Linked DNA regions of Homo sapiens: region 1 is linked to region 2. Evidence: chromatin loops called from intact Hi-C (ENCODE). Cell type or tissue: PC-9. All regions are shown on one strand. Each heading gives the region's core, and the rest is flanking DNA. Links, peaks and the distances in the headings are about the cores only. Region 1 overlaps RPS6KA2 (ribosomal protein S6 kinase A2). Region 2 overlaps RPS6KA2 (ribosomal protein S6 kinase A2).

Evidence for each region. Hi-C counts contacts between places; a loop is a spot of excess contacts. Peaks named below come from ENCODE experiments on the same cell type or tissue, not always from the same donor. Only the 100,000 strongest peaks of a DNase experiment are listed, where the experiment ranks them.
Region 1: a loop joins it to region 2, with 4 times the contacts of the local background. A loop is called at or near these places in 10 of 110 quality-filtered maps.

Annotation. Positions count from the first base shown.
Region 1 is chr6:166,529,080-166,531,885 of GRCh38, forward strand. RPS6KA2 (ribosomal protein S6 kinase A2) reads right to left here. Exons shown (of 21, transcript NM_021135.6): 3 at 2,153-2,234. Among named protein-coding and RNA genes, the nearest start is that of MIR1913, 21 kb to the left of the region's middle. In PC-9, for the core only: no CTCF peak of the experiment used is centred there; DNase peaks (open chromatin) are centred at 1,442 and 1,782; H3K4me3 peaks cover 796 bases; H3K27ac peaks cover 2,366 bases.
Region 2 is chr6:166,618,804-166,621,609 of GRCh38, forward strand. All of the region lies in intron 1 of RPS6KA2 (ribosomal protein S6 kinase A2), which reads right to left. Among named protein-coding and RNA genes, the nearest start is that of RPS6KA2, 7.0 kb to the right of the region's middle. RefSeq lists enhancers at 1-483, 2,144-2,644. In PC-9, for the core only: no CTCF peak of the experiment used is centred there; DNase peaks (open chromatin) are centred at 428 and 1,338; H3K27ac peaks cover 2,166 bases.

The DNA.
Region 1 (2,806 bases), core at 236-2,735, 90 kb before region 2:
CAAAGGATTATAAATCATGCTGCTATAAAGACACATGCACATGCATGTTTATTGTGGCACTATTCACCATAGCAAAGACTTGGAACCAACCCAAATGTCCATCAATGATAGACTGGATTAAGAAAATGTGGCACATATACACCATGGAATACTATGCAGCCATAAAAAAGGATGAGTTCATATGGTTTGTAGGGACATGGATGAAGCTGGAAGCCATCATTCTGAGCAAACTATTGCAAGGACAGAAAACCAAACACCACATGTTTTCACTCATAGGTGGGAATTGAACAACGAGAACCCTTGGACACAGGATGGGGAACATCACACACTGGGGCCTGTGGTGGGGTGGAGGGATGGGGGAGGGATAGCATTAGGAGATGTACCTAATGTAAATGATGAGTTACTGGGTGCAGCACACCAGCATGGCACATGTATACATATGTAACAAACCTGCACGTTGTGCACGTGTACCCTAGCACTTAAAGCATTAAAAAAAAAAGTTCACTCTAAAAAGCATGGGTTAAATTACGTTACAATTGATAACACTGAACTAAAAACTTGAGTGCCTACAATAAACTAGAATGTCTCACCTAAGACTTTTGTGTACGTAAGAATTACTGGGACATCTTGTTTGAAAAGTCATATATCTAGGCCTTGTTTCTACAAGATGATGATTCAGTAGATCAGGAGTGGGGCCAGGATCTGTGTTTGTAACAGTCCTCTCCCCGCCCCCAAACACACAGACAATTCTAATCAGGTCTAACCAAAGTGGTCAACTTCTGCATTTTCTTACCATTGGTTGTACTGATAAATGTCAACCAGATTTCTCTCCCCTATAGAATTTTCACCAGAAGTCCCACGGACCTTCTAACTCACTTGGAAGAGCTCTTTTCCTCCTTTGTATACTTAAGTGGTTTAAAGTCTGTACATATTTGGTCTATGCATTTTTTGTCCTTCTTGTTGGTGACAGGTCCTTCCCAACATATATCTCATTTCCTCAGCTAGAAGGCAAGTGACCTGAAGGCAGAGAATGATATATTTGTACTGCTCCCCTGCCTGTAGTTGCTGGGGACACTGTTGCAAGACCTAAAAATTCAAGTGCCGCCTTCACATCTCAGAGCCTCATGGGGCCCCAAGGCCTCTGCATGAGCTCCCTGCTCTGCCAAGTGTGCCCCCCTCCCAGAGAGAAAGTCTCCCTACCCTGCAGGTTTCCCCATAAGCTGGACCAGCTGCCCCCATCCAGCACCCACCCTAAAAGGCTTCAGTTCCCTGCCAGCCCACAGAATCATTCCAACAAGCCAGCCACACCTTCTGCAGGAACCAGGGGCCACGTGACCCTCCCGTTCCTAGGAAGCCTGCCTCTCACCGTCTCGGCACCTAAGTGCTGCCCCCGTGACGCCCTGTGTGGCACGGGGTGCCCTCCTCCCCAGGGGGTCAGTTTATGTAACTAATAAGCTGCTGTCAGTTCATCTGTCCAGTGCCCGGCGCTGTGTGTTCAATCGCCTAATGCTGTTTAGGGCAGGGGGAAGTTCCCTCTCTCACCAACACAGTGAATAGGAGGTGATCAGAACAGATACGGTAGGTGCCCAGCTAGTGACGGGCTTAAAGACTGTGAGCCTGGAACGGAGATTTTGGATCACATTCTGACTCTAACGCTGCACTAGGGGCTCATCCCTCACTTGCAGGATGGGCGTGCAGAGGAGCTGGGCAGAAATCGGTATTTCTAATGCCCAGTCACTGGGTCAACAAAGGAAAACAACCCAACCCAACCATGAGTCACGTTGTATTTAAAACCGAGTGAGGCCGTCGGCCTGCCGGTATCGAGGCTGGTTTGTCAGGCCCCATCCAGCCCAACAGCCTGCTCGCAGCCTGCTGCTCTGCTTTCCCAATGCCGCTCCACGGCAGAACATATGTGGGAGAATGGTATTTACGCAATACAGCTCTTCTCTGACAATTGTGGAAACTCTGCAGGGATATTTTAAATATTCATGGAAATGTTTATACTGTTTATTATCAATCAGAGAGTAATGTGCTCATTTAGAGACATTTTCAGAAATCGTGAACATTAAATGGAATGAATATTTCCTCAAATAACGGAGTAGAAATTGCAGTTACCTGTCTCTGAAGCAGCCGGCCCTTCCGAAGCTCTTACCTTTTAGGGTGGCTTTCTTAAGGACCTTCATGGCGTAGAGCTGCCCAGCGTCGGACCCCTTCACCTTCCTCACCAGGAACACCTTAGCAAGAGAAAACGGAACATCAGAAACCCGTAAGACTTCAAACTCGCTTTCCATATTGGATTTGACAAGGGGATACACAAGGAAGTTTAGAGCATTTTCAATAAAACAAGTACACTGGTGAGAATTTAAAATTTTCTCCAACGTCAAGGCTGCCGGAAAATGCTCTAAGTTCCTATAGCTCTGCGGCGAACATCACTATGTGCCTGTATGAAGAAGCGTCATTTGTTTTTGGTATCATTAACTTTGCATTTTATGCCAGAAATAATACCGCCCCTTGTTTTGAAGACCAGCTGTTTAGAAAAACAAACAGGAGTTTTAAGGGAGATCCTTTGGTTTGAGTATCCCTCTGTAAATCCTTACTGAGAGACCACGCTGAAAGGTATTACCAATCACACAAAACAGGCTCTATCCGATTTTCAAGAAAAGCTACTTTCTCTTACTTCAACTGTCTTCACCCAAATTTTAGCTGTGAGTAGCTTAAGAGTTCCTTTCTAACTGGATCTTAAATACACTTACGGATATTTGGCAATGCTTTCTGAAATACATTTTGATGTGTATCACTGAGAAAA
Region 2 (2,806 bases), core at 32-2,531:
CTCCATCAGTTGTTGTTCTGCTGTCATGAGCCTTGACACCGCAGTACGACGCGCTCAGGAAGACATCAGGACAGAGGTCTAGACGCTTACAACCCTGAGAGACACACTGGACGCTGCGCGCAAGAGCCCTGTGCATATGGACTCCGATTGACGCCATCAGATTCGCCCACAAGCCCTGTGCGTATGGGCTCCAATCGATGCCATCAGATTCGCGCACCAGCCCTGTGCATATGGGCTCCCATCGATGCCATCAGATTCGCGCACGAGCCCTGTGCGTATGGGCTCCCATCGATGCCATCAGCAAAGTTTTTTCACTTCTTTGTTGGGTTGTACTCTACAAGGACTTGACTGAGTCACACATCATGATCCATGCGTTTTCTTTGTTAAGATCTAGAAATAAGAGACAGACCCAACCTCATGCTGTGTCTCGGGTTCTCTGGAATGAAGGCAGTCAGCTATAGTCACCACTTTGATTCCCGCAGCCCGTCTGTTCAGTCCCTGAAGTGATGAGAAACCAAGAAGAATTCAAGAAGTCAAAGGTGTTCTAAAAATAAATGCTCTTTTGAAAGTTGTTTTGTTTGTCTGTGTTTCTTTCCTTCGCTATGTTCAAAGTCAACCAATCAACAGAGTTGCTTTAACAAGTTACAGGCAAGAGGGCTTCTCGTAGCACCTTTGCAAGCATAGTGTAGAACGCAGCAGTCTCTCCAGGGCTTGACCCTGTGACAGAGAGCCCAGGGCCCCAGGTGCCTGCAGGAGCTGACGGCCATGTGGCCTGAAGTCTTAAGGCTCGTGGAGGGCCTGCAGAGCCCCCTGGGCTTCCTGCCTCCTCCCAGCCTTGCCCGGCTCCCAGCTTTTCTCACACAGAGTCCTCTCAAAGCCATCTTCTCTGCTCCTCTTGTGTTTTACCCACAGTTCAGAACAAGAGGCTTCCTTGGTTTTTCACCCTCAGAAAGATTGTCCACATGATATTATGGATGTAAAACTATTTGGAAGCTAATATGATATCTGACCTTAGTTCTAGAGAACTAGTTGCAATTATCCTGGGCTGAGAGCATTAAAATTGGGACCTGTGCGAGCTTCTTAAGTAGTCGCTAGGGCATTTCTACCATAACCATTCCAAAACAAAGTCATTCAAAGTAAAATCCCCCCACTCCTCCTGTTATAAATTTGGCCTCACAGTTTAATGAGTAAAAGCTGCAAGCCCACAGGCCCTTGGCAGGATGTGTGGCCAAGATGTCTTGGTGCAAAGAATGTTACCGTGCACTTCGAGTGCAGAGACTGCTCTCCACAGCAGGCCCCAGGCTTGCATTCTGGCTAATGTCCATCTGAAAATTCAGATTGTGAAACTACAGCATACGAATCATTCCACAGGTATGAGGCCTGTTTTTCTTATTTGTCAATCTCATTCAAGCCTTTCTTTTCTTTGGCAACAGGAGGAAATACACTGGCCAATACCTAAGTACTAATCTTTGATTCATTTTTTAAAAATCTTGCTAATTTCATACAGAAGACAGAATAACTGAAAGAAGAAACAATTCTTTTCTCTAAAAGGCTAGATAATTTCTACCAGTGCCTTCTCCTTTCTCCCAACAGTCCCCACTCAGCCATTCCTTGTGGGCTGATGCCAGAAACAGCGTGGAAAACAAGTCTGTTTTCCAAGAGGGGCTATTACCACGAATTATGTTTAAAATGACAGCATCAAAGATTAAACCATCATTGTATATAAACTTAACATAGCTATAACCTAGGAAAAGCTAGTTTCATGGTGATAATACTAATTAGAAACAGATGTGTATTCAAAGGGGCAAGGAAAGAGGCTGGCAGGAGAGAAAAAACATTTTTCCCCCATAATGTAGTGCAAGAACCTTTACAGATATGGTCTCACCAAAGTCAGCTTTGTGCAACACCACGGATGCCAAGTGCAAGCTGTCCTGACAAGGCACATTTCACTGATGAAGCATTTAATAAATTGCAGATAACCCTTATTACAGGGTTACCCCTATTTTGTAGCTGGGGAGACAGGTGCTCAGAAGGATTCAGTGGTTTGGCAAGGGAGACAGCAAGAACACTAGGGCAGTGTGAGGTGGCTGGGAGAAGGGGCAGCCGGCAAGGTCAGGCACTTCCCACGGCAGGAGACTGGCACCGAGCAGGGGCAGGAGGGAAACAGGGACACCACCTGCTCCATGCCTGCAGAATCCTACCTCCACGGGGCAAGGCAAGGGCAAACCACCCAGCCTGGGGAGCTTTGCACACCAAGGCTCATAGAGGAAGACTGGCTAGGGAGCATTCGCCGAATGGAATCAGGTAGGGCTCTCATATCAGTAGCATTCTTGGGAACACCCTCTGACTGATCTCCAGGAACGCATGCAAATGACTGCATAACATATGCAAATGACTGCATAACAACAGGTACACATCTTGGCTGGTCGGAAACACTGCTTCTGGCCTGCTTGGTAATAAATCCTAGGTGTATGGTTACGCACATTTGTCCTCCACGCCCTGATATGCAGGTGCCTCCGGCTTCCTTGTAGCTGCACCATTATTTTCCCCTAGCTAAGCAGTTAGCAGGCAAGGCTTCTCACGCAGCTGCAAGTCAGATGTGATTAACAGTATTTCATATGGAATATATTTGTGTCTGATCCATTTGCTTGATTAAATCACACTGTAGCTTAACAGCCTATTTGTTGATAATTTTTACTTATTTGAATTCAATGTAATAGCTTTTACTAGTGAAAATATATCAGCAAACATAAAACGCTGAGAAAATGCAACACAACCTAATTCAGTGTAATCAGAAATAAAAGCA